2 separate regions of the Mus musculus genome follow, and region 2 is linked to region 1. A link is a loop called in an ENCODE intact Hi-C map of the cell type or tissue named here. Cell type or tissue: gastrocnemius. All regions are shown on one strand. Each heading gives the region's core, and the rest is flanking DNA. Links, peaks and the distances in the headings are about the cores only.

What was found. Peaks named below come from ENCODE experiments on the same cell type or tissue, not always from the same donor. Only the 100,000 strongest peaks of a DNase experiment are listed, where the experiment ranks them.
Region 2: a loop joins it to region 1, with 30 times the contacts of the local background. A loop is called at or near these places in 21 of 42 quality-filtered maps.

The regions. Positions count from the first base shown.
Region 1 is chrX:38,175,373-38,186,370 of GRCm38, reverse strand. It overlaps the pseudogene Zfp36l1-ps. Among named protein-coding and RNA genes, the nearest start is that of Zbtb33, 8.9 kb to the left of the region's middle. In gastrocnemius, for the core only: CTCF peaks have their summits at 4,362 (motif pointing left) and 6,154 (motif pointing right); DNase peaks (open chromatin) are centred at 5,274, 5,511, 6,204, 6,373 and 1 more place; H3K4me3 peaks cover 2,579 bases; H3K27ac peaks cover 598 bases.
Region 2 is chrX:38,079,423-38,090,420 of GRCm38, reverse strand. It overlaps Rhox11 (reproductive homeobox 11), which reads left to right and starts at 5,282. Exons shown (of 3, transcript NM_198598.2): 1 at 5,282-5,802; 2 at 9,961-10,006. The coding sequence starts at 5,444. It also overlaps the pseudogene Rhox11-ps3. In gastrocnemius, for the core only: a CTCF peak has its summit at 5,995; a DNase peak (open chromatin) is centred at 5,994.

The sequences.
Region 1 (10,998 bases), core at 1,786-9,785:
TCTGCAACATAAATAGAACTGCTACAGCCACTGTGTGAAGTGTTCACTTCACATATGGCCCAGCCTCTTGTCCTTCAGGTATTATAAGCATTGGAGGCTGAACAAATCGTGGTCTCTGATTCAGTTTAGACCTAGCAAGCTAAATGGGAGAATGAAGAGCTGAGTGGATTGGATGCAATGGCAGCCTATTTACACCTATGCACATATACCTTGCCCCTGGCTGGAGGGCTCAGGAACCTGGGCAAGACTTACCAAAATACTTGCAGTGTTTATTGTAACTTTGTGTGATTCTACAAGATGCTTGAGCCATCAGAGCATCACCTGGTGAGTGTGTGCCCTGGTTTAGTGACTTTTCTATCTCCAATGCTTTGTTCCAAAGTTCCCAGTGGGAAGAACTCCAGCAAACTCTGCTAATATGTACATTCCCAGGCAGGGGAATCACTGCTCTAGCTTGGGATCTTGGTTGGGTTTTGGAATGCTAATGACCTCAACCATTGGTGAGTCTGAAAACTAGTTCTGCTACTTCTGTTTATGGCTCCTTAGCAGCTTCTCTGTGCCTCCCCCACCCCTTCAGCTTCTTCTGCTTATCTCCTGCTACAAGCCCAGACAAAACCTTTAGGACAAAGAGATTGAGTTCAGTGTGGCATAATTGAGTAATTTGCATTTCTGAGAACTCTTTGGTCTTTTCGCGTTTCTGTTCTACTTCCCTTGAACCCCTTTCATTCCTATTTTCAATGTATCCACAAAAGTCCCTTCCTTTCCTTATTCACCTCTTTTTCTGCCTTAGATTCTCACTCATTCTTGGGTCCTTTTCTTAGGTATAAAGGTCCCCACTCCTTCTCCTGCCCCAGATATGAAATGGGACTTGGGAGAGAAGAACTAAATATAGTATTGTTTTGCATTACCACTATAGTCTTTTAAATTTAGATTGTTTTGTTTTCATTTTTTTTGTAAGGGTCTGGTTTCACCAAAGAATGATACACCAGACTCAAATAGTATGCAAAGGCAAAGAGCTTTTATTCTGCAGAAATTACCAGCATTCAGGGACCTCCATCCATCAAACTGGAGGTGCTGAGTGAGTTTGCAGGCTCACATTTAAAGCCTGTTAGGGGAAATCCAGGGAGGAGTGGGTAACCTCTATCCTGTTGTATCAAAACAGAAACTTAGGCCTACCCCTTAAACTACCACTTTGGAGCCTGTCATGGAGTCTGCTTGGCTTAGCCCCTGGCTTGGCCTTTTAATTGCCCTCTCATTCCCCAGTCTGATTTGTAACTGAATCAAATTAAACTGATTGATCAGGTCTTTTTCCCAAGGTCCGAATCATTGGCCAAAGGGTCAATTGGGACCCAAGAATCAGAAGTTACTGCCAGAAATAGGGGATTTTTTTTTTGACTTAGCATCTCAGCCTATAAAGTGGGGTGGTGAACATCATATTTTTCTTCTGTAACTGCTTCCTGTTGGCATTAGGATGTCAAAAGGGCCCAGGAAGGCTGAAATGCTAGTTAAGGGCAATGAGGGCATTTATCAGAAGCATCTGATCAAATGATCCCGCTAAAAGACAGGGAATTATTATATTGATTGGACTGGTTAATCATCAGCTTTCAGAATTTAGCAGTTTGCAGTCCTTAGATGAAAATCTACTGAGACAATATAAACTAGGGACAGAAGTTAAAATTTGTCTAGAAATTGGGGAAGTTAAACCCTAAGACCAAGGGGAAAATCCTATTTTTAAGAACAGGCAGGCATACTGAAGTCCATTTGATCTGTGGTAAGTAGATCCAAATCTTATGATTTTTTTTTTGATTACCTGAAGCTTATGTGAACTTTAATTTACAAAAGTATTTACCATTGGATTGAAATCCCTATTTTAGAAAAAGCAGTTAACAGGTGTCTTTAAGACAACAGGAGTAGACACCTGTCTTTAAGGCTCAGTAAACACTATAGGTTTGGGTTAATAGACATGAAACATTTTTTCCTCAGTCCAGAGGGCTAGTACCCAACTAGCATATCTGAGTTAGATGATCATTGTCTGTTCTTAGTTATCTGCTCTAAACTGTACATTTCGAACATAAAACAAGAGATTAAATACAGTTTTAACTCATAATTAACTGCATCAGTTTTTATCCTGACTTTAAATATATTTCAGAATATGGGATTTGATTATTTACAAAGTTATGGACTATCAATCCCTGTTAACCTCAAGCCTTATAAGTCATTTTTGGTTTTTCTGGCCTGCAACTTCAGCTGGGTCAGATCATCAGCTTGTCTGCTCTTCTGAAGACCTCAGTCTGAAGCTCTCCCAGGAGAGCTGCTGTACCCAGGGCAACAGGTAAGGGAGCCTCCCAAAGAACTGCAGCAGCTGGGAACCCTGAGGAGCCCAGCAGATTCCAGACCCATCCCCTCTGCTCTTACTCCACTCCCCTTCTGGTCTGCTCCTTCAAAAGGGGCAGATCATCAGCTTCTAGGCCCTTCTGAAGACTCCATAGCCTGAAGGCCTTCCAGGAGATCTGCTGCACCAGGGGAACAAGTCATCAGCTTGTCTGCCCCTCTGAAGATCCCACAGTCTGAAGGCCTCCCAGAAGGTCTGCTATAGCCAGGGCCACAGATCTCCTAGGAAACCTGCAGCAACCCAGGGACACAGGAGTCAGGATCCAGACAGAGACACCCGGGCCAGTTAACACCAGAGATAACCAGATGGCAAGAAGCAAGCACAAAAACATAAGCAACAGAAACCAATACTATTTGGTAACATCAGAACCCAGTTCTTCCACCACAGCAAGCCCTGGATACCCCCAACACACTTGAAAACCAGGATGCTGACTTAAAATCCTGTCTCATGAGGATAATAGAGTCCTTAGAGGAGGATATAAATAACTCATTGTAAGAAATACAGGAAAACACAGGTAGAAGCTCTTTTTTTTTCTTGAAAAACAGGGTTTATTGATTTTTAAACTGCAAATAGTCGTTACAAAAAGTTTTTTTTTCTTTTAAATAAATTCACACAAAGAAAGAGAAATAGAAAGCGACAGTAGTGACCAGCAAGAGGAATAATAATTACATTCATCTTTATGTGTGTGTGCCAGTTGTTTATGTCAACATTGGAAAACTCCAACCTAGAATCCAGAACCACAAATCTGCGAGGGGAATGTCTTGAGATGGGCACATGGAATTCAAAGGGTTTTTCCCTCTCTCTCTCTCTCTTTTTTTCCCTCTTAGAAGCTATACATAAATGGTGGTTTTCCTTCTGTACTGTCACAGAACTTATACATACATTCTCAGTCCTACCTGTGAAAGGCCTAAGGAGAAAGAAACTCAATTTGCAGTCCAACACAAAGGGGAGAATTTCTAAAATAAATCATCCAACAGTTTTTTGCACTTGTTTAAATTAATTTTTCATGTTTTTAAAATAAAATAACCAAAAAAGTGTAAAGTTACAAAAATGTTGTTGAAGAATAAAAATTAAAACTGTGGAAAAAAGAGGAAAGACACATCACAAAATTTTAAGATTAATATGAAGATCATAATTTAACATAAAAGAATATATTCTATGGATTTGTCATCCCGATAAATATGAACAAAATTAACAAAAAAGCATAGTTTGGCAATAAATACGTTTTGATAAGTTAAATAAGCTTTTTTATATTGATGTGCAGTGATAAGCAACATTTTTGCTCTCCAATTTCTGAAAGTTAGATGAAGTTTAAACCTAGGGAAAAAAGCATTGTGTGGGGGCTCTAAGGTAGACCTAAGGTATTCTAGAGCAAAATCCATTAAAGCTACTTCTACAGGAAATCGTTTTACACAGCTATTGTATGTGGAATGCAGACCATTGACTGCTCACCCCTTACATGGTTTTTTTGTTGTTGTTTTGTTTTTAGCTTTTCTCTCATTTGTTGTCATTTTTAAGATGTCACATATGAATTGGGGAACTTTAGCACCAGAATCAAGTCTCTCATAGTCCATCTAGTTTCCCCTTCCTCCCCACTTAAAAAAAAAAAAAGAAAAGAAAAGAAAGAAAGAAATTAAATCACAAAATCCCACTTATGTCAAAACCTTCGTCCAACTTGTTCAACCTTTGTCCCTGGAGACCTACACAAACCCAGGCAAGATTAGTCAACAGGGGTTCGGGCTGGGAAGAAAAAGGTTTTGAAAGTCAAAATAGACCCCCCCCCCAAAAAAAACCCCAAGTCCAGCAACAGCTCTCTGAGGGAGGTGAGTAACTATAAGGAAGAGGAAGAGTGCGCGGGAGACTGAAAGAAAGGTGCACTTGTGTGGCCAGCTGGGGGAGCTGCTGGTTGCGGGTCACCCCACCCCCACCCCCACCCCCACCGGCAGGGGCTCTGAGAGGCCCACGGGTGCCCCCTGGCGTTGAAGAGGTAATGTAGTCACAGTGACAAGTTGCTTCTGTAAATGGTTACTGCTTTTTTTCTTCTGTGATTTGGCGCTTAAGGCTTGGGGGGGGGGCGGGGGGGGGAAGGGAGGCATCTACTGACAAAAGACGGAACTCTGTTATGCGTGGTTAAGTGGGCTATGAAACGGAGGGAGAGGGTTTCAAGCCAGAAGGTACCGACAAATTGACTTGTCCTTATGTGGGGGGAGGGTAACATACCAAGGTTCTGGGAAAGGGGCTGAGCTTAAATGTATCAATGTGGGGTTTGAGGGAAAGTTAGGGGGTGGGGAGGTGAAGGAGGCGGGGGGGGGGACAGAAGGCGGGGGGTGGGTCCCTCCCTACCCCTACCCTGGCTTAGTCATCTGAGATGGAGAGTCTGCTGAAAATGGGCAGGCGTCTTGAGTTGTCCAAGGTAGGGGAGTCTGAGCCACTGTGGCTGGAGCTGGAGCTGCTCAGATAGCCCTCACGGTCTGAGAGAGAATCCTGAGGGCTTGTGGGGGGGGGGGGGAGTCAAACATGTGAGGGGATTCAGACATGGGCCAGAAGAGGAAAGTGGTGGGGGAGCCTCCCCCAGACAGCCCCATGCTAGGAGCAAAGAGGCTCACCAGCTCCTGGCTGGAAAAGGCGAAGGGGTTATTGGTGCCATCGGGCAGAGTAGGTGAGCCCAAGAGATCATTGGCGCTCAGGATAGGGGTTGGGATGATGGATATGGGGCTGTCCAGCATCCCCGTGGCAGCGGCGGTGGCAGCGGCACTGGGAAACCCAGCAAAGCTAAAGCTATGCTGGAGGCTGGACGGTCAGCGGAAAAGTCCCGGCCCCCACCAGGGCTCGTCGCTCCTCGGCGTTATGAATGAAGTGGCAGCGGGGCCATACGGGCAAAAGCAGATGGTGTGGAAGGTGCGGCACAGCTCCATCTTGTACTTGGGGTGGCGGGTCAGGCTGCGGAGCTTGTGGATGCCATGCGCGAACTAGCACTTGTCCCCGTACTTACAGGCACCGTTTTCTTCGAAGGGATGGCACAGCTCCGTCTTGTAGCGGCTGGAGTTGACCTGGCTGCTCCCAGGCTGCTTCTGGGTGGGCAGCAGCCACTCGCCCCCTTTGGAGAAAGAGCGGTCTCGAAAGCGGCTGTCACGTGAGCTCAGGGCCGGGGCGGCTCACCCTTAAGGCTGCTGAGAAGCTGGTTCTGATGAAACTTGGAGCTGGGCAGAGTGACGGACTGCCTGCGAGGGAAGCCCCTGCTAGCAGGGGTGCCCACTGCCTTCCTGTCCAGCAGGCAGCCCCCAGCGCTGGGAGTGCTGTAGTTGAGTATCTTGTTACCCTTGCATAAAACTTCGCTCAAGTCGAAAATGGTGGCAGACACGAGGGTGGTGGTGAAGAATAAAAATTTTTACTGAACTCTTATTCACCCCAGAGCCTAGACCCCTCCCATCTAGAGGTTGTTCTCGGAACACTCCTAAACTTTTCACCCCAGAACGTATCCCTAAACTCCTCACCCTACCCTCCCTACCCTCCCAACTGAAAACTGTTCCAAGAACATTTTTAAGATAAAAAACCTTCAAAATGACAAAATGAACCGAGTACATTGCCAGATGAAGGACATGATGACCCCTTAGTTATGTAGAATCCTTTGGCAGAACCCCTTGTCCCTTGGCAGAACTCCCTAGTGATGTAAACTTGTGCTTCCCTGCCCAACTCTCCCCCCTTGAGTTTTCCTATATAAGCCTGTGAACAGCTCTGGCTAAGGGTCGATTCTCCTCTACACCACTAGGTGCCACTGGGTGTATGAGTTTCGACCCCAGAGCTCTGGTTGTCTTTGTGCTTTCATGTCGCTGCTGCTTTATTAAATCTTACCTTCTACATTTTATATATGGTCTCAGTGTCTTCTTGGGTCCGCGGCTGTCCCGGGACTTAAGTGCCTGAGTGGGGATCTCCCCTCGGGGGTCTTTCAGTGGTCATCGTGGGCGTTCGCACCGGGCAAGGACTAGGATCTGGTATGTCGTGAAGGTCCCAGTGCGGGGAAGGCGCAGCCTCCTGCTCTCCGGTCAGGAGTCCCACACGCCTGTTCCCGGCGCTCCTCGCCTTTCTGACTCTCGCCCTAGTAGAAGCTCTTAAAGAGAAAACAAATAAATCTCTTAAAGAAATATAGGAAAACACAACCAAACAGGAGAAGGAATTAAATAGTGGTCCAAGACCTTAAAGTGGAAGTAGAAACAATAAAGAAAACACAAATAGAGGCAACCCTGGAAATGGAAAACTTAGGAAAGAGGTCAGGAGCTACAGATGCAAGCATCAACAACAGAATACAAGAAATAGAAGAAAAAAAACTCAAGTGTAGAAGATACCTTAAAAGATAATTGACACAACAGTCAGAGAAAATTCAGATCATAAAAAACTCCTAACCTGAACCATCCAGTAAATCTAGGACACAATGAAAAGACCAAACTAAAGAATAATGGAAATAGAAGAGAGCAAAGACTCCCAGGTTAAAGGACCAGAAAACATTTTCAGCAAACTCATAGAAGAAAACTTCCTTAACCTAAAGAAAGAGATGGCCACAAAGGTAAAAGAAGCCTATGGAATACCAAAGAGATTGGACCAGAAAAGAAATCCTCTCACCACATAATAAAACACTAAATGCACAGAACAAAGAAAGAATATTGAAAGCTGTAAAGGAAAAAGACCAAGTAACATATAAAGGCAGCCCGATCAGAATTACACCAGAGACTAGGAAAGCTAGAAGATCTTGGACAGATGTCATGCAGACTGTAAGAGAACACAAATGCCAGCCCAGTCTACTATACCTAGCAAAACTCTCATCATAGATGGAGAAACCAAAATATTCCACGACGAAACCGAATTTAAACAACATCTATCTACCAACCCAACCTTACAGGGGATTCTAGAAGGAAAACTCCAACACAAGGAGGGTGCCTACACAAAAACAAAAACAGAAACAAAACAAACAAACAAACAAACAAACAAACAAAAAACCCAAGAAATTAACCATCTCATAACAAAACCAAAAGGTTCTTGTTTGCGTATATAGTCTGTTAGCTTTTGTCTCTTTATTGGGAAATTGAGTCCGTTGATATTAGAGATATTAAAGATGGATGACTATAAGTTCCTGTTATGTTTGTTGTTATAGGTGGCAGCCCGGGGTCAGATGGCTTTACTGCAGAATTCTACCAGACTTTCAAAGAAGAGCTAATATCACTATTTCTCAAACTATTCCACAAAATAGCAGAAGGAACACTACCTAATTCATTCTATGAAGCCACAGTTATGCTGATACCTAAACCACACAAAGACCCAACAAAGAAAGAGAAATTCAGATCAATTTCACTATGAATATCAGTGCAAAAATAATAAAATTCTAGTAACCAAATCCGAGAACACATCAAAATGATCATTCACCATGATCAAGTAGGCTTCATCCTGGGAATGCAAGGTTGGTTCAATATATGAAAATACATTAACATAATCCACTATATAAACAAATTCAAAGAAAATAATCACATGATCATCTCATTAGCTGCTGAAAAAGCATTTGACAAATTCAACACCCCTTCATGTTAAAAGTCTTTGAATGATCAGGAATTCAAGGCCCATACCTAAACATAATAAAAGTAATATACAGCAAAACAGTAGCCAACATCAAAATAAATGGAGAGATACTTGAAGCGATCCCAGAAAAATCAGGGACAAGACAAGGCTGCCCATTCTCCCTGTATCTATTCAATATAGTACTCAAAATTCTAGCTAGAGCAATAAGACAACAAAAGGAGATCAAGGGGATACAAATTGGCAAAGCAGAAGTCAAGGTATCCCTATTTGCAGAAGATATGATAGTATACATAAGGGATACCAAAAATTCTACCAGAGAACTTCTACAGCTGATAAACAACTTCAGCAAAATGGTTGGATATAAAATTAACTCAAACAAATCAGTAGCTTTCCTTTATACAAATGATAAATGGGCTGAGAAAGAAATTAGGGAAACAACACCCTTCACAATAGTCACAAATAATATAAAATATCTTGGGGTAATTCTAACTAAACAAGTGAAAGATCTGTATGACAATAACTTCAAGTCTCTCAAGAAAGAAATCAAAGAAGACCTCAGAAAATTGAGAGATCTCCCATGCTCATAGATTGGTAGGATTAACATAGTAAAAATGCAATCTACAGATTCAACGCAATTCCCATCAAAATTCCAACACAATTCTTCATAGATATGGAAAGAGCAATTCTCAATTTCATATGGAAAACCAAAAAACCCAGGACAGCAAAAACAATTCTTAACAATAAAGGAACTTCTGGGAGAATCACCATCCTGACCTCAAGCAATAGTGATTAAAAAAATACTGCATGGTATTGGTACAGAGACAGACAGGTAGATCAGTGGAATAGAATTGATGATCCAGAAAAATAAAACTACACATCTATGCACACTCAATCTTTGACAAAGAAGCCAAAAAATGAAATGAAAAAAGAAAGCATTTTCAATAAATGATGCTGATCTAACTGGAAGAGTGTATGTAGAAAAATGAAAATAGATCCATTTGTCACCTTGCACAAAACTCAAGTCCAAGTGAATCAAGGACCTCAATATAAAATCAGATACACTGAATCTAATAGAAGAGAAATTGGGAAGGAGCCTTGAACTCATTTACTCAGGGGAAATTTCCTAAGCAGAACTCTAATGGCTCAGGCTCTAAGGTCAAGAATTGATAAATGGGACCTCATGAAACTGGAAAGCTTCTGTAAGGTAAAGGACATACTCGGTAAGACAAATCGGCAACCTTCAATAGGACAAATTGGCTACTTACCTACAGACTGGGAAAAAAAAATCTTCACTAACTCCGTATTTGATAGAGGGCTAATATTCAAAATATATAAAGAACTCACAAAGCTAACCTCCAAAACCAACCAACCAAACAAACAAACAAACAAACAAAACCCCCAAACAAACAGAGGAAACTCAAAGGCTGAGAAACACTTAAAGAAATGTTCAAAGTCCTTAGTGATCAGGCAAATGCAAATCAAAACAATCCTGAGATTGTTACACCAATGGCTAAGATGGTTTACAAAATAGCTTACAGAAGGGCTAAGATCAAAAGCTCAGGTGACAGCAGATGCTGGCGAGGATATGGAGAAAGAGGAACACTCCTCTATTGTTGGTGGAATTGCAAGCTTATACAACCACTCTGGAAATCAGTCTGGTGGTTCCTCAGAAAATTGTAAACAGTCTTACCTGAAGATCCAGCTATACCACTCTTGGGTATATACCCAAAAGATGCCCCACCATACCTAACAAGGACTTGTGCTCCACTATGTTCATATAAGTCTTATTTGTAATAGCCAGAAGCTTGCAACAACCCAGATGTTCCTCAACGGAAGAATGGAATCAGAAAAATGTGGTTCATTTACACAATGGAATACTATTCAGCTATTAAGAATGAGGACAGCATGAGTTTTGCAGGTAAATGGATGGGACTAGAAAATATCATCCTGAGTGAGGTGACTCAGACCCAAAAGGACATGTACTCACTAATAAGAGAATATTAGCCAAAAAATTACAAAATACCCAGGATACAATCCACAGAACTCATGAAGGTTAACAAGCCGAAGGGCCCAAGTTAGGATGCTTCAGTCCCACTTGGGAGGGAGAAGAAAGCAATCCCCGGGGTGTGTGTGTGTGGGAGACAGAGGGAGGGAAGGATCTGGGTGGGAGAGGAGAGGGAGAGGGGAAAGGGGAACATGATCAGGTATGGGGGTGGACAGGAGAGAAGCCCTGAGGGCCAGCAGAAAGAATGGAAACAGGCAACCTCAGGGGGTGGGAGGTGGGGGGAGCCTCTAGAATGTACCAGAGACCTGGGAGGTGAGAGACTCTCAGGACTCAAAGGGAGGGACCTTCGATGAAATGCCGTACAGTGGGGAGAGAGAACTTGTAGAGTCCACCTCCAGCAGAAAGACAGGGCATCAAGTGGAGGGATGGGGTTGCCATCCCATAGTCAAAAACTGTGACCCAGAATTTAAAAGAACTGCAGGGACAAAAATGGAGAAGAGACTGAGGGAAAGGAGGTCCAGTGACCAGCCCAACTTGGGATCCATCTCAAGGGAGACTCCAAGGCCTGACACTAAACAGACAGGAGCCTAGCATGGATGCCCTCTGAGAGGCCCAACAAGCAGCTGAAAGAGTCAGATGCAGACATTTAAACCCAACCAATGGACCCCAGTGGTTAAATTAAGGAAAGTCTGAAAGAAGCTGAGGAGAAGGGTGACCCTGTTGGAGGACCAGCAGGCTCAACTAATCTGGACCCCCGAGATCTCTCAGACACTGGACCACCAACCAGGCAGCATACACCAGCTGGTAGGAGGCCCCCAACACATATACAGCAGAGGACTGCCTGGTCTGGCCTCAGTGAGAGAAGATGCAACTAGAGAGACTTGATTGAGGCCTGGGGGAGGAGCAATGGGATGAGGAACTGTGGGAGGGCGGGGATAGCAACTGGACTGTAAAAAAAATTAAAGTGAAATATATATATATATATATATATATATATATATATATATATGTGTGTGTGTGTGTGTGTGTGTGTGTGTGT
Region 2 (10,998 bases), core at 1,087-9,086, 95 kb after region 1:
TCTTGGCTTCCAGATTCTGGTCCCATTACTTCCCCCAAGACTTTCTCACAGAAACCATGGTTGGGGGCTGTATCAGTAGGCTAGGACACAGTAGGATCACAGAAGTCCCAGGGAAGGACCTGACAGGCACCTAGGAGGGTGCGACAGGATGTGAAGAAATGGTAGAACTGCCCATGAATGCTGCAGAGGCAGAGTGTGCCCTCATTCTGCCAGGGAGGGTGTAGCCACTGTGTTTCGAAGCCCCCTCAGCTGCTCTGAGCTACCTTTTGTAGAAATTTTAGTACAACATAGCCTTTTCTGTGGAAAGGACACCCAAGGAATAAATGGAAAATCCTGTACTTTATTGCTAACTGAAGAGAAGGGAGAGAGGGTTGTTTAGGCCAAAATGGGTGTCAAAGTTCTGGTGTTCACAGAAGAGCCCATCTCCCACTTGCTCCTGGAAAATGATGATTTTCTTGGATTCCACCAAGAAAATGACCTTCATGTGAAGGTCACCCTTTGTAGGAGGGGGGCAGGTACCAGCTTGTTTGTTTTACTAATTATTCCTAGATTTAGCTTTTCTAGTGTTGAACCAATCCTCAAATCAGAGGGAGAGAGTTGCTAGAACACTCTCAACAGTTTCTTAAATATTAAGTTCAGATATTTTTCTCTGATAAGGTATCTTTTATCTTAGAGATATATATTTCAAGTATATATTTCAATGTTTCCTGTCAGGTAAATCAGGATTATGTCTAAGAATATTCACATATAATTTTCTATATTTAGAGATATGAGAACATCATTTCTTCTACCTAATTTCTCCTATTCAGAATCTCTATTATGCAAAACCTTTACTGTAAATTAGTGTGATGTCTTTAAGTACTTAAGGTAAAACAAAAAACAAAATTGGCCAATGAAACCTTATAGAATTCTAAAGTCTCTGTGTAGCAAGGGAAAAAATCAACCGACTTAAGAGGAAATCCACAACGTTGGAAAAGATAGTTGCCAGTTATCATCTGATAGATTAACATCCAGGATATACAAAAAGCTTTTAAAAATGAAGAATCAAGAACATAAACTCAATATAGATGTGCTACAGATTTAAATAGAGTTGGCTAAAGAAGAAATAAAATGCTAAAGAAATATTTCAAATGTATCCAACACCCCTAGCAATTAGGGTAATGCAATTTAACATTACTTTTACATTTCCCTAGCATCTTTTAGAAATTGTGTAACCATAATGACCAGTGTAGCTATTTTTCCTAAGGAATCATGGTGGCACTTCTATCTTTGAGGTAACTAAAAGTTTTCTAATTGTACTTAAGGCCTGTTTAGCAGAAGAGAAATTATGCTCAGTATTATAAATCTAGTCAACTGTGTGTATTTAGTGAGGTTACAGCTCTTAGAGTTGAACCTACTATATTGCCACTTTCCCAAACTAATATAATTTCTAACTTTCAATATTTATTTTAATACCCACAAACAAGGGTAGACGTCAGCTATGACTAAAGAAGTATCTGTTTTCATTAGGAGACCACTATATAAAGCCAAAGCTGTTCAAAATGCAGAGAATTACTCGCCAAGTGCTACCTAGCCCCCATTGTACACATTTACAGCTTAACTTACACGTTTTAGGCTGGAGGAATGTGGTGAAAGAGGGAACAGAAGGACTGTAAGATCTAGGAGATCAAGAAGTCTGCTGTGAGATTGTGTCTTCTGAATAAAAAGGGAAAGCTATAGCAATGCAATCTCAATAACTACTCTCGAAACAAAATGTTAATAATTCCAACACTAGTTGACACCCAAACATAGTGGGTGAAATCTTACCTGTCTCCACCCCTAGCTTCAATTGCTGATAAAGGGAGAAAAAGTCTTTCCTGGGAATGAGGCCCTTTATTTGTTGTCCAATACCAAGTGATCATTCCTAAATAACTACACTAAACAGACTCAGCAGTGTGTGTGTGTGCGCGCGAGTGTGTGTTTTCAAATGTATGTAGTAAAAATTAAAAAAAAAGAGGTCATAAATTATAGAGAGACAGAGAGTGTGAGGGAGAGAGGGAGAGAGGGAGAGAGAGGAAGGGAGGGAGGGAGGGAGAGGGAGAGGGAGGGAGGGAGGGAGAGGGAGGGAGGGAGGGAGAGGGAGAGGGAGAGGGAGGGAGGGAGGGAGGGAGGGAGAGGGAGGGAGGGAGGGAGGGAGAGGGAGAGAGTGCAGAGGCTTGGGATGGATGAGAGGAACAAGGGGAGAAATTCTGTAATTAGATTTTAAAATTTTTAAAAACTCTGAAATACAACATGAAGCTCAGAATCTCTGCTCAGGGGACCATAGTCATGTATACAGCTTGATGTGCTTCTACGTTTCTCCCCAAGTTATCCTACCATCAAAAGTCCTTCCACATATTCCCAAGACTGCTGCTCATATGAATAAGGAAATCCAAGAATTTTTTGATGGCTGCTTCTCACCTGTATGCATCTCCTGAGATATCAATGTAGTTATAAATCTAAAAGCAAAGGTGAGTGGTGAGAGCGGATTCCCTGGGGCCATCTGCCTAGTATTGCTGAACAACTCCTTCAGGGAAAGCCAATGCAGTCTCCATCGATGATGCAAGTTTGTCAGCCAACAATGGAGAGAATCATACTGCAGCATCAGCATCAGTGAGGATGCAGGTACCAGGACAGTTAAATTCTACATCTGGTTTCTAAATGGAAGATTTTTTAAAATCAAATTAGTGTGTTTATACAAGTTTGGACCTAGGAAAATTCATTCCTTTTAAGTTCATTTTTTTTCCTTTGTTACTTTATTCAGACCTGCCAGAAGCACTTTTTCAACATCTTAGGAAGAATTTTTCAGAAATATTCAAAAGTGTCTTTGTTTTTCACAGTGGTGAATAAATAGTATGGAATGCTTTGTCTTGTGTATTTCACTAAACAGTTTTTCCAGCGAGAACTCACTGATCTCCATACTAGCCAGAGAGAAAATTCACCAATTTAACTAGAGAAAAATGAGCCAGCTCCAGACACCAGTAAGCCTGTTTGGGAAATCTTTAGCAATTATTTCTCTAGTATCATACGAGAACTAAAGGACATTCCCTAAATTGGCTTGCAGAGCAGAAGCTGAAAGAACCTTACAAACATGCATGCAAAAGGCAAAGAACTCAGAAGCGGCTTAGGCCAAGGAGATGGTCTTCTTAGCAGCTCCAATCCAGTGCAGAAAATCAGGAAAGTACCTGAAAGTTCTGTATTGGGTCCTCTTTAGAATGCTGGAGAATCTACATTCTGATGCCAGACAATGATCACTCTGGAGATGGTAGAATTACTCAGAAAAAGAGAATTCATATGCGCACAGGATTTTCCTTTGACCTCATTATATCTGGTTTTCCAGTTGGAATAAGTCACCCATATTGAGGGATAATTCTCTCTAGAATTACCTCACCATCTCCCTCAAGTGTGCATCCTAGGTAATTCTAAATCCGGTTAAGCTAACAATCAAGGCCACAGACAAGGGAAGTGCCTCCCAAGACTTCAGAAAACATATCTCGCACAAGATGTCAGGAAGAAGTCTGCCGTCCTTCAAATCATATTTCAAAAGAAGCCTCTGTGCCGGGCAGTGGTGGAGCACCCCTTTAATTCCAGCACTTGGGAGGCAGAGGCAGGCAGATTTCTGAGTTCGAGGCCAGCCTGGTCTGCAAAGTGAGTTCTAGGACAGCCAAGGCTATAAAGAAAAACCCTGCCTCGAAAAACAAAAAAAACAAACAAACAAACAAACAAAAAAAAAGCCTCTGGCATCTTGGGTACACTGAAGAAAGCACAGAAAAGGGTACATGGCACAAAAGTAAGAAAATGGTAAGAGTAAGTTTTGTGATGTTAGAGCCAAGGTGTCGAGCTTGCTAGCTAATGCTACTGACTGTCTTGGCACTGTAGAGGAATTTAGATACGTCTCTCAGATGGAGACACAAGAAAAAGGCTAATGAAGAGTCACCAAGAGACACTTTCCAGATCATAGATAGAGAAGCAGGAACAAGCAGGTTGCCTTAGCAAGATTCAACTGAAGTCACCCTTGCAGCTTGGGGTAAGGTCGCCAGGAATAAGAGTGGTAGGCAGAATGATGGCCTCTCATGGACCCTATAAATCTCCTAACCTTGTAGTTTGTGGATATGGCTTCAGAAAATTCTGGATACCCAGTGACTCCTGAAAGTAATTAAAGTTTAGGCCATAAAAAACAAACAAACAAACAAAACGACAACCTTCTGTTCTGGAAGGCTCCCTGGTACACTAAAGAAGACCTCCCTAAACATTTTAAACTGTGACCTTTTTGGACCTGAAATTTTATGTGATCAAAGGTAAACAGGCACAAAACACTTGTACCCAAATCAAACACTGACTAATAATGAACCATGAAGACTTTTACTTTATATACTATAAAAGGGCCCCAGACATTAGCACAACTAACTCCATGATGGAAGTACCATTCAGGTAATAAAACTAAGCACATAGACAGTACCCTTCATCAAAATAAAAACAAAGATCTAATCTATCAAAGTCCATAGTTTTGGGAAAGTCTCCAAATGGACTGACCTTGCTTTTTTGGCTTCTGTAGTTCTGCTTCTGGCTAACTCTTCTTGTTAATTGAAATATGTCAGCCCAGGATGTGTTTTTTATGTTTGGTAGCTCATCCTGAGACAATCTGGGAGCTATACTGGGGTCACAAACACTTAAACTGGTGTCCAAGTATTCTTCTCTGGTGGATACAACAAAAATACATATACATCATATACATATAATTATATTCTTTGTTAAAATTGCAAACACATCTTTATATTTACACACATATGCTTTTATTTTTTTTTATACAAAATTAAATCATGGCCTAATTTGGCTTTCTAGGATGGAAAGGATCAGCCAACATTTTTTCAGAGTTGTTCCATTATTTTGACTTCATAATTTACATAATGAGAATGCTTCAAATAATAGGTAGTACAAAGAGATGAAGCTTTATTTAGGGTCACATAAAAATAGGAAATTATATCCTAAAACGGTAGTTTATTTAGTTATCTTATTTTTATTGATATTCTGCCTTCACATCTAAATCAGCCTAAAATGCATTCTAAGCCATAGTCAAGATCCTGTCTTAGACCCAGGGAAACTCCTTAACTGAGATCCAACTAGGGCTTCACTTCTCATATGAGTTAGAAAACTAACGTTCTGTTTTAAGTCGCCCTTTTTGCCACGCCCGTTTATGACAACTGTCTTATTCTATAGGGCAGATTCACACAAAGTTCTACCCCGTGTGTGCCTAAACTAGAGCCTCACACAGGTTTGTGAGTTGAAAGCCAGTAGCATCGGTGGAGGAGGACGAGTGTCTGTGTCAGAGAGGAACGTGTGTAGCCTAGGGTAACAATTTAGAGGGCTTCAAGGAGCAGAGCCCCATTGGAAACCACAAGAGTGTGCCTTCTGACGAGCATAGATCATGTCCCGTAAGTACTTCTACTTCGACTACGACTACTATGGGATGAGCTTCTGTGAGGAAGAAATCACGACTGAACCCGAGGAAAAGGTGGCCTACACATCAAACAGTGGCGGCTTCGCCGATGAAGTAACAGGCATCCCGAAAGAGGGCCACCAGAGCTCTATAGGCGAGCATAGCTGTGTCATGCCTAACACTCAGGACACTGGGCGAGAAGAGCCAGAGGAGACCAGTAAGGTGGCCGAGACCAGTGAGCAGTCGTTATTCAGGATTCCTCGGAAAGCATACAGATTTACACCTGGACAGCTGTGGGAACTGCAAGCAGTGTTCGTAGAAAATCAGTATCCAGATGCCCTCAAAAGGTGTGTGTTCCGGGTTTGTCCCTCGGGCTCTTTTTCCTCTCCCCTGACCCCTTTCCACTCTTGTTAAAATGTTTTAAAGTCTTTGAGATTCAGCACATAGATTCACTCACAGTGGCATACCTTTGTCCCTGAGGTACAATCTCCTCAGAGCTTCAGGAGACATAGCCTCAGCGGACGCGGCGGGAGTGCGCCCTCTAGCGAGCTCAAGCCGTAACAAAGACTGAATCTGAATAAAACCTAACTAAACCTACACGGCAGTAGTGGAGGGTTTTGCAAAGCAGTGGCAGGCCCCCTGCATGCATTTTGTTGCGAGGGCTACCAGGGTGGTCACAGCCTCTCTTTAGTTTTATTAAATCTAAATCGGGGTCTGTCTGAGTTGTGCAGGCTGGCCTTGAATCAACTCTGTATCCCTGCTCGCCGTCCTTGAACTTTTGACCCTCCTGTCTCAGCCTCTTGTCTTAGCTGAGATTACTGGCAGCAGGGTTGACCTCCTTCCCCTCTCGGCCTTAAACCCACGAAGTTTTCAGCTAACTTTGTGCTGGTGGTTGGGGAGAGTTATTATCGAGAGGTTCTGAGTGGAATTTGTTTTCTCTATCGGTTAAAGAATTGAAAGGCAGGAAAGGTTCCAGACTCGGCAGGCAGCAATAGGTAACAAAGCTATTAAAACGGAAATAAGACTGGTGCAAGGCAAGGCAGGCAGAGAGATGCCCCTCTACTAAGTAGATAGGGGCATCTGAAAATGAAATGTTTTTTTTTCATCTGGGGGTGTATGTGTCAGCCTACCAAAACTGCTCATTCTTAGACTAGTCGTTTTAGACAAAGAAAGGCAAGCTGACAGGTTCATAGCTTCATGTAAACTGAAATATGATCAGGACAGGCTTTGAACGTACCTGACCAGACTGCAGTGGTCAGCCAAAGGCAGGAGAAAAGGCCCACTAGGCCTTTGTCTCAGGTGAAGAAGGTGAAGAAGGAGCAGAAGGTTTCCCCTCTTACTCGTCTGAGGCCCCTTTCCCTAGCTGTCTTCAGGTCTGGGGTTTGTTTAGCTCTTAGTCCCCCCACGAGGAGACCTCTCCTGGAGGACTGGGGTTGCATGCTTGGTGCGAACGAGGTCCCTGGAATGCTCACTGACCACTCCTTCGGTTGCTTTCATTGAAAAGATTATCCTTAAATACAGAAACATAAAAGCCTAAACCAAATCTGAAGGTCAAAATTGAGCAGCCTGAAGTCTTGTCAAGTGGTTTGGGGACAGGTCTCTGGGATCTTCTCTATGATACCAAAGGAAAACCTGAACCCATTAAACAACTGCCCTTCCCATGTCCACAGGCTCTAGCTACCACTCTCCTGCCTTATTGCTCCTCTCTGGGTGCCTTGTCTAGGAACGTCACTTAAGGGAAATCAGACAGAATTTGTCTTTTCTGAGTTAACCTGCTTCAATTGGCATGTCTTCAGGCCTCCTCAGTGTGCTAACATCTGGCTGAATTTCTGCTTTCTCGGGGGTAAATTACATCTCAAAGACCTCTTTGCATAGCTATCATATGTTTTCTGTTATTCCCACCATCTGCAAAAAGGATATCTGGATGATTTTCTCTGTGGCCCATGTAGACTGTGCTTTGCTGCTATGAGGAGAGAGAGTACACAAATGCCTCTCCTAAAATTCCAGATTTTCAGTCATTTGGGGGTGTACACCCAAAAACAATTTGCTGTATCATGTGATCATTCTATGCTCACTATTTGAAGGGGACCCGACCCTTCCTTTGTGGATATATTGCTTGACATCTCCCAAAATCCAGCATGATGTTTCCAATGCCTTTAGGGACTTACCAGGCTTGTTATTTTGTGGAGGACATTGTTAATAACCACTTCTCTGGGTGTGGGATAATATCTGTGTGATTTGGAGTTTATTTCCTTACTGTTGTGTGACTTTACCTGTGCTTTTAGCCACCATAACCTGTCTTTGTGGTCACGTGTCTCTTTAAAAAGGTCTTGTATTTAAGTGTGGGCGTGTTTTTGGAGTGGGTTACTGATGTTCATATATGTTGTCTGCTTCCATGTGATGCTTTTTACGTTCAATACACAGAACATTTAAATTTTGTCAGCATTCCAGGTTCTCTATTTCATGTGTATTGCCTGTGCTGGAACCTGCTTTTTGTACATACATTTTTTTAGAGAGCATGTTCAATAGAATGAAGACCTTCATGCCCGTGAAACTATATACCATCCCAAGAGTCAGTTGGAACAAGGTAAAACCACTTGTAAACATGGTTCCTTCTAAGAATTACTGAAAAACTATGCTTGTAGATGTGTGAGAGGAGATAGCATTTTAAAATTTTTATTAAAAATATTTTATACAATATATATTTAATTACATTTTCCCTTTCCTACTTCCTCCCAGATTCTTCCTACCCATCCAACTTCATCAACAAAACAAAACAGGAAAACTATCAAGACCAAAAACCCAAATCAAAGCAGAGAAAATTAGAAGAAAAAAAAAACAAGATAAAAATAAGCACACACACATTCACGCACACTCAGGCACACTCATGTACACACTCATACAGACACCCACAAAGTAACAAAAAATATATGGAGTCACTTTGGTATTGGTCGACTACTCTTGAACATGGGGCCTACCCTGGAGAGTTATGGGGATAATGTTGTCCTTTGTCTTAAGAAGCTTTTCAGTTTCATAAGGCCCTATTTATTAATTGTTGATCATAGTGCCTGAGCTATTGGAGTTCTGTTCAGGAAGTCATCTCCTGTACCAATGTGTTCAAGGATATTCTCCATTTTCCCATGTATCAGGTTCAGCGTATCCATTTTCTTATCAAACCTATTAGTCTGTGTCTTTTGGAGGAAGCATTATGGAGAGTTATTAATGATCAGTGTTTATTGATTCCTGTTATTTTGCTGCGGTAGCATGGATTTTTCCCTCTCCTGATGAACTTTTCTGGGATTTTTTTATTCTTTGTGTCTGTGGAAGTGGATTGGTGTACAAAAATTGCTTACATTTGTTTTTATTGTGAAATGGTTTTCTTTCTCTGTCAACTGCCTTTAATAGTTTTGCTGGGTCTAGTAGTCTGATTTGACAACTGTGATCTCTTAGAGCTTCTAGAATATTTATCCACTTCCTTCTGGCTTTCAGAGTCTCCATAGAAAAGCCAGCTTTTATTCTAATGGGCCCTCCTTTGTATATGACTTGGTCTTTTCCCCCTTGCAGCTTTTAATACCCTATCTTTTGATGTACATTTAGTGTTTCGATTATTATGTGTCACGGGGAATTTGTTTTCTGGTCCTGGTCCAGTCTATTTGGTGTTTCACACACTTTTATACCTTGAGAGGTGTGGCATTTTAATATTGTTCCAGATTTTAATATTGTTCCAGATTTCCTGGGCTACTTACACCTAGATTTTTTCTAATATTTAACATTTTCTTTGACTGAGATGTTATGTATCTTCTACCTTGTCTTCAAGATCTGAAATTTCTGTCTTCCATGCTCTTTAATCTATTGTTGAGACTTACATATGAAGCTTTTGTTTGGCATACTGTTTTTCATTTCCATTTTTATTTCATTTTGGCTTTCCTTTATTCTACTCCTTTGTTAAGTTTTACTTACATGTCTTGAATAGGTCTCACTATTTCATTCAACTGTGTGTGTTCTCATGGTCTTTAAAGGCATTTCTTCATACCTGTCTTTGAACATAATAATAGTTGATGTTTTGAAGTTTCTGTCTTGAGCTTCAGCTCAACTGTTTTACTTACAGCTTAATACAATAGAGTTGCTGACTTCTGGAGGAAGCATATTGTATTGGTTCATGGTTGTGTTTTGGTGCTATGATCCAGGCGTCTGAGGTTCAAAACAGGTGTTTCTTGGTGTATATATCTGGTATCATTTTTGGTGAGTGGGTCCTTTGGTTCAAGCCAAATGTGGCTGCAGCGAGGTAACGATGCTCAAGGCCAGTGCGATGGCTGTTCGCACGTTGCACCAGGAGGCTTGGGGTGGGCTGGGAGGAGTGCCTCCTACAGGCAGGCTGCAACAGAACTAAGAATAAGTATGGAGAGCAAGCTATTAAATCTTAAAATATGCACAGAGCATACAAATTTTACTTCATTTTTTTGCCTGGTATGGAATACTGAGTATTTGTCTTTTTCTCTCCATAGAAAAGAGCTGGCAGGGCTCCTGAATGTGGATGAACAGAAAATAAAGGTCAGTCGGCTCGCTTTTTACTTTAGCAGGGTACTGATCTCAAGCCCGCCTTAGGACACGATGACCTTGTCCTAGGCCCATGTAGCTGCCATATGTTTTTTTCTTGTGTGTTTTATCCTGAGAAATAAGATTTGGACTATAGGGCTTTGGCAAGTGGAAACTGGAAAAAGGGAAATTTAGCTGGTGTTTCTACCCCATGACTGGCAGTCACATATGTTCATTCCTAAAGTAAAAGCATAAAGAAATAAATAGAATCTTCACTTATCTATCTATCTATCTATCTATCTATCTATCTATCTATCTATCTATCTATCTATCTTATATGTTTGTGTGTGTGTGTGTGTGTAGCATATGTATTTTGCACATATGTGATATACATATATATAATAACCCATAATTGACTTGTGACACACAGGAGACCTTCATACAGGAGTCTTCTATTAGGCATCATTTTGAAACCCAAAGTGACTTGGAAATGATCATATAATTGCAGGGAGAATTTGGTCACAAAAGCTCACATAAGCACTTCATAAAAGAATGAATGAATGAAAAATAGAATGAGGGAAATGGAATAGTTGAACCATAAAATACACTTTCTTTTTTCTTATTTATTTATTTATTTATTTATTTGCTTTATATCCTGATCACTGGTCCCCTTCATTCCAGTCTCTCCATCACACAGTCCCTCCAACCAACCCCCTTCCCCTTCTCCTTTGAGCATTTAGGTGCCTCCTGGGCATCCCCCCTTTCCTAGCACATTAAGTCTCTGAAGGACTAAGTATATCCTCTCCCACTGAGGCTAGATAAGGCAGCTCAGTTAGGATAACGGGATCCACAGACAAACAACAGAGCCAGGGACAACCTTTCTCCAGTTGTTAGGTGACCCACAAGAAGACAGAACTGTACATCTGTTATATATATGCAGGGGTTGTGGGGGTGTGGAGGGCTAGCTCCAGCCAGTGTATGCTCTTTGGTTGGTGGTTAAGTTTCTG